2 separate regions of the Homo sapiens genome follow, and region 2 is linked to region 1. A link is a loop called in an ENCODE intact Hi-C map of the cell type or tissue named here. Cell type or tissue: Calu3. All regions are shown on one strand. Each heading gives the region's core, and the rest is flanking DNA. Links, peaks and the distances in the headings are about the cores only. Region 1 overlaps LOC105369880 (a long non-coding RNA gene). Region 2 overlaps LOC105369881 (a long non-coding RNA gene).

Region 1 (2,926 bases), core at 291-2,790:
AGAGGGATATATTTAGCAAACTCAGTTGTTGGTCAGTTATACCTAAGAAAAACGTACTAAGAACAACTTTCTAAAAGAAATAAAGCATGAGTAACATCTTAAAAGATAAGTAGAATTTCAGCAACTAAACTTAAATGATTTATTCAAAGAAAAATGCAGAAAAATTTCAAGCAAAGTGTTCAATGTGAATAAATAATAATAGACATATATAACCTCTATAACCTGGCTCTAGTTTGTTTAGAGAAAGCTTGTCCAACCCATGGCCTGTGGGCTGCATGTAGCCCAGGATGGCTTTGAATATAGCCCAACACAAATTTGTAAACTTTCTTAAAACATTATGCACCACTGCCTTTATTTTTATTTTTTATTTTTTTCAGCTCATCAGCTATTGTTAGTGTTAGTGTATTTTATGTGTGGCCCAAGACAATTTTTTCTTCAGGGAAGCCAGAAGATTGAACACCCTTGTTTAGAGCAAGAGTCAGCAAACTTTTCTGTGAAAAGCCAGAAAGTATTTTAGGCTTTGCAAGTAAAATGGTCTTTGGTGCAACTACCCAACTCTGCCAATGTAGGCAAAAAGCAGCCATAGAAAAAACATAAGTAAATAGATATGGCTGCATTTCAATAAAATTTCACGTATAAGAACAGTTGGTAGCATGGGTTTGGTCCTCAGACTATAGACTACTGATCCCTCTTCTAGAGCATAGAAGCATCGTTTTAATTTTAGAGTTTGAGGTGCACTTTTGAAATCACTTTTACAAAAATCATGACTGTGATAGAGATTTAACATCGCTAACTCCATCTTGCTTCTAACCTCACCAGTTAACTGCTTTTGTTAACTTTAAAAGACTAATGATAGTAATACCTTCCTGAAACTAACTTCCTTTTTGCTTGTGGACTAAAACCACCTCTGTAAGACTAATGAAAGTGTTATTGGAAAGGGGTCCTGATCCAGACCCCAAGAGAGCATTCTTGAATCTCATTCAAGAAGGAATTCTGGGTGGATCCACAGTGCAAAGCAAAAGCAAGTTTATTAAGAAAGTAGAAGGGTGAAAGATTAGCTACTCCATAGATAGAGCAGGGCTTTCTCAAAAGAGGAGGAACGTGCCCACCCTAGGTACAATGCTTGTTTATATATAGGATAACAAAAAAATATCATAGGGAGATGTGCTCTACTACAAGGGTTTGTGATAAAGGATTAACTTTATAATTACTATGTTTTGCAAAAATTGATATTATCTTTAAAGCAAAATTAGGAATGTTTTTGTTCTCAAGATATTGGGGTATCAGGACTTTCCTGGGACTGGGTCTGTTTAGTAAACATTATTGCTCAGTTCCCTTAACCATAAACATCTAGAGGCTGGGAATGCCTAGTCTCCTGGGAACCCAGCCCAGCAAATCCCAGCCTTATATTTTCTAGCCCTCATTCAAGATGGAGTATCTCTAGTTGGAATGCCTCTGACAAAAGGCCAAAGGTTAAGATTATGGGAGAAGCCTCAATTCTACTAAGATGTAGGCATAGTTAAACAATAACCAGCTATTGTTCCCTAGCTTGCTTTTCTATTATTGCCCAAGACTCATGTAGCCGTGGGTACAAGATTAATCGTTTCCTTAATTGCTTCTATAGATAACATCACTATTTTCAAAACCTAAGACTGATCTTTGAGATATTTTTCAGGCTTTTTCATTTGGGTAAATGAACTGACTCCAGCCAGACTTGTGACTCATACCAAGGAACTCACTCAACTGGTCCTGTGACCTCACCCAGAAACTGACTCAGCACATGAAGACAGTTTGGATATTCCTATAATTTCATCTCCAACCAATCAGCAGCACCTGTCATCTAGCCCCCTGCCCTCCAAATTATCCTTAAAAACCCTAGCCTCCAAGCTCTCAGAGAGGCAGAATTGAAAAAAATCTCCCATCCTTCCACTCCCCTTGAAATAATTAAACTCCTTCTCTTATATGAAACACTGTCTCAATGAATTGGCTTTATTTGTGCAGGGAGCAATAAAAACTCCTTGGGCTGTAACATTTTGGTGACAAACTGGATATGCTGATAGGCATTATGAAGATTGGAAGGTGAATGCTCTGTGGAATATTTCTCTCTAATCAGATATTTGCATCCTAAAACAACTAATTACACCTCCAAACCTATTTCCCATATCAATCAATGATATCCCCTTATATTAGTCAGAGAATATCAGAAGTACTTTTTCTTCTACAGTTCATAGCTTATCTTACTTTTATACCTTAGCAGCATCATTAATATAACAGAGGAAACTCAGGAAAGAATATTTGATATGAAAGAATATTAAGGACTATACATAGCTTTTGTGTTCTAAGAAATTTAAATACATAATATAAAAATTCCTTGATCTAGAAGGCCTTGGTGCTGCCTTAGGAAGTTTGCCACAGGAAAACTCAAGAAATGTTAGGAATGGTTGTCCTACCCACCCCCATGTGTTCAGGCCACTGTGTACTGTGAAATGGACAGAGAGGGTGGTTGGGAGGAAAAATGTAGACATTGCTGTAAAAGAAGGGACCCTATTCAGAGAAGGTTTGCAAGGTAGCTCTTCAACATATTGAAAAATAATCCCTAAACTAGGATAAAGGAAAACATAAAATGCTTTTCTTTTCCACAGGGTAAGAGTACTATAAAATGTAGAAATCTTGACCTTGTAGGAATGGAAAGGGGGTATGTCTTTTATCATAAAGGGTGACAGTCAACACTTCTCTAACAAAAGATCAGTTAACAAGAGAAAAGAATAGCAGATTTATTTGATAATAGCTTTCTAAGATATGAAAGTCTTCAGAATAGTGACCCAAAAGATACAGGGAAAACTGTTCAGTTTTTACACTTTGGGTTTTATGAAGCAGGGGCAACTGTGCAGATATGTGATTGAACAAAAGAGTCTGAGCTAAGCAG
Region 2 (2,926 bases), core at 245-2,744, 220 kb after region 1:
ATCTAAGACTCAAATTAGGTGTGGTAGCTAGCCATAAAGATGACCCCAAATACTTCTAGCCTCCCAGCATTTATGCCCACCCATAATGAATCAGGGAATATTTGCATCATCAAAAGAATACTACAGAAATTCCCATGCGGAAGTTTCAAGGCAGCTCATAAAAGACACAACACCTCCCACACTGGCCTGTGGATAACACTTTGAGAGAAGCCTGCCACTATATTGTGAGAGTACTAAAGCAGTCTTCTGGAGAGAACCACCTAGAGGAAAACTTACACCTCTTGACAATAGCCAGCTTCAACTTGCCATCCACGTGAATGATCCTGCCTGGAGGCTCAGTAGATCCTCAAATGGCTGCAACCCTAGCCAACTTATGACATTACTACTACAGGAATCTCATGAGGCCCATAGCCAAAACATCCCAGCAAGCTGCTCATTAATCCTTACCCACAGAAACTGTGACAAATAATCAATTATACTGTCATTCTGTTTTCAGATAATATATTAGGTAACCATAGATAAATAGCAAACTCTGCTACCAAGTACAAGTCTTTGTACATTTCTTGATTCTGTGTCTTCATGTTAGTGGAAATCTCAGGCCACAAAAAATCTCAGGATATCTTCTAACAACTTGAGAGTGGTGGGACTTAAAATTAGAGAGGTTGTGAGGGGCCATAAAGAGCATTGTAAGGATGAGAGTGATAGAGATGGTGAGAAGTGGTCAGAGTCACACATTTACTACTTGTGATATCTTCAGCAAGTTACTAAACTCTCAATCAGTTTTCCTAAGTGTAAACTTGAAACAGTAATATCTTCCTCACAGTGTATTATAGTAGCCCCCTCTTATCCATGGGGGATAGATTCCTAGATCTCCAGTGACTGCCTGAAACTTCAGACAGTACTGAACACCATTTACACTATATTTTTCCTTTTTAAATCAAAAACGTTCACCTTTTCACTTAAAGGAAGCACTTTATATCTACTCTTTGGCATATCCAAGCTGCCAGCTTCACTACTCTTATGCTTTATGGCCATTAAGTTAAATAAGGGTTCCTTGAACACAAACGCTGTAATACTGCCACAGTCAATAAGATAACTGAGATGGCTACCAAGGGACTCACAGGCAGGTAACGCAGATAACATGAATACAGTGGACAATGGGATGATTTATATCCTGGGTGGGATGGAGTGGAACAGCACGAGATTTCATCATGCTACTCTCAGAACAACACACAATTTAAAACTTATAAATTATTTCTGTAATTTTTCATTTAATATCTTTGGACTGTGGATGACCTTGGGTAGCCGAAACTGCAGAAAGTGAAACTGAAAATAAAGAGGGACTAGTATATACAGTGTTATATAAAAGGAGAATAGAAACACCTCTACTCCTACTCACACCTCACTCTCTAATACTCACAATGTATGAGTAGAAAAACACATGTGGAGGACAGGGAAAACAGAACTTTGAAACTGTAGATCACAGGATGAAGAGGACTGGATAAACATTTAGCTAATCTTGTTTGTATATGTGAATACTTTAAAGTTAGAAAAATAATAGAACATTGTGGATAGAAGGAAATGAGATCTCTTCACTTTATTGAAATTTTACATTGGAGTAACTATAGCATAAATGAAAATTAGGTTAACCTATAGACCCATAAAAATAAAAACATGTCAATACATTTTCATGACAGCCGCTATATCATTGGTGATTGAAGTCTCCAGTCTTTACTAGTATAATTCACAGCCTTACAAAATGCAGAAGTCAGTGTTGGTCTAGAAAACCAAACAAAATTCCTGAAACAGAGGATCAGAGGTAAAGCCATGAGGATCTCCTGGTTTAAATAAGTATTGTTGCTTTCAACAGGATAAAATCTGGATCTTAAGTAGGTGCCAAAGGCCTCCAGCTTTAGGGAGAAGAGTGATATTAGAAATAAGATGGAGCTAGAGCCTGGCACTGAACTCTGAATGTTTTCCAATATATTTATTTGCCAACAATTTTGAGTTATGAAAAATTAAGGAAATTATGAAAGTTTAAAAAATAGAAGCAATACTTTTCAAAATATTCTTTATGAGAACTAATCCATTTATTACATTCTGATCCATTTGCTATGGTTTAACTGATTTGGTGTGTAGTGAGCAAGGTTTGCAAGCCATTGTCATCTGCCCTTCAGAAATTTGTAGCCTTCCCTACTTCTCCAAATACAAAAACCCAGATTCAAATAGAAATATACACCAAATAATGCAAAACATCATCCAAAATATTTATACAACAAAAACAAGGACAACACATGGAAAGATATGCAAAATCTCTTTAAAATAATTTTCAAAAGCTGGGTAAAAAGATGAAATAAAAATAATATAATCCTAAATTTACAGATGAAATTAGCATGGCTAAATGTGGACAGTTACTTACTTTTATGCTGTTACTGTTTCATGTGTTGCTTTTTTGTCTAATGTATGTATATCTGATCCATCTTCATCTTCCATAGAAGATGTAATAAAAGCACTGTGTTATATCTACACTGTAAGTTTGTTTAAAGGTGCATTTTCACAGCCAAAATAGTATAATACCTGCAGACTTCTGAAATAAGAAATGATTGTCATGAAGAATCTAACATGTTGATTTCATCACAAACTGTCCAATACAGTGACCACTTGCTACTTGTGGTTCTCAAGCACTTGAAATGTGCTAGTCCAAACTACGATGCGTTACGGGGAAAAATGCACATAAGATTTCAAAGACTTAATATAAATTATGAGAGTCATATTTCTCAGTAATAATTTTATATTGATTATATGTCTTGAAATACTTTGTGCCTGGTGTAAACTACCACATTAAAATAATTTTCACTCATTGTATTCTTTTAATGTGACTATTAGAATATTTTAAACTAAGTATGTGAATCACTTTTGTTACTCT

Evidence for each region. Hi-C counts contacts between places; a loop is a spot of excess contacts. Peaks named below come from ENCODE experiments on the same cell type or tissue, not always from the same donor. Only the 100,000 strongest peaks of a DNase experiment are listed, where the experiment ranks them.
Region 2: a loop joins it to region 1, with 2.6 times the contacts of the local background. A loop is called at or near these places in 2 of 110 quality-filtered maps.

The regions. Positions count from the first base shown.
Region 1 is chr12:87,438,634-87,441,559 of GRCh38, forward strand. It overlaps LOC105369880 (a long non-coding RNA gene), which reads left to right. Exons shown (of 3, transcript XR_945160.2): 3 at 1,676-1,968. Among named protein-coding and RNA genes, the nearest start is that of LINC02258, 330 kb to the right of the region's middle. In Calu3, for the core only: no CTCF peak of the experiment used is centred there; a DNase peak (open chromatin) is centred at 1,748.
Region 2 is chr12:87,660,856-87,663,781 of GRCh38, forward strand. The region is part of intron 1 of LOC105369881 (a long non-coding RNA gene); the gene reads right to left. Among named protein-coding and RNA genes, the nearest start is that of LINC02258, 110 kb to the right of the region's middle. In Calu3, for the core only: no CTCF peak of the experiment used is centred there; no DNase peak of the experiment used is centred there.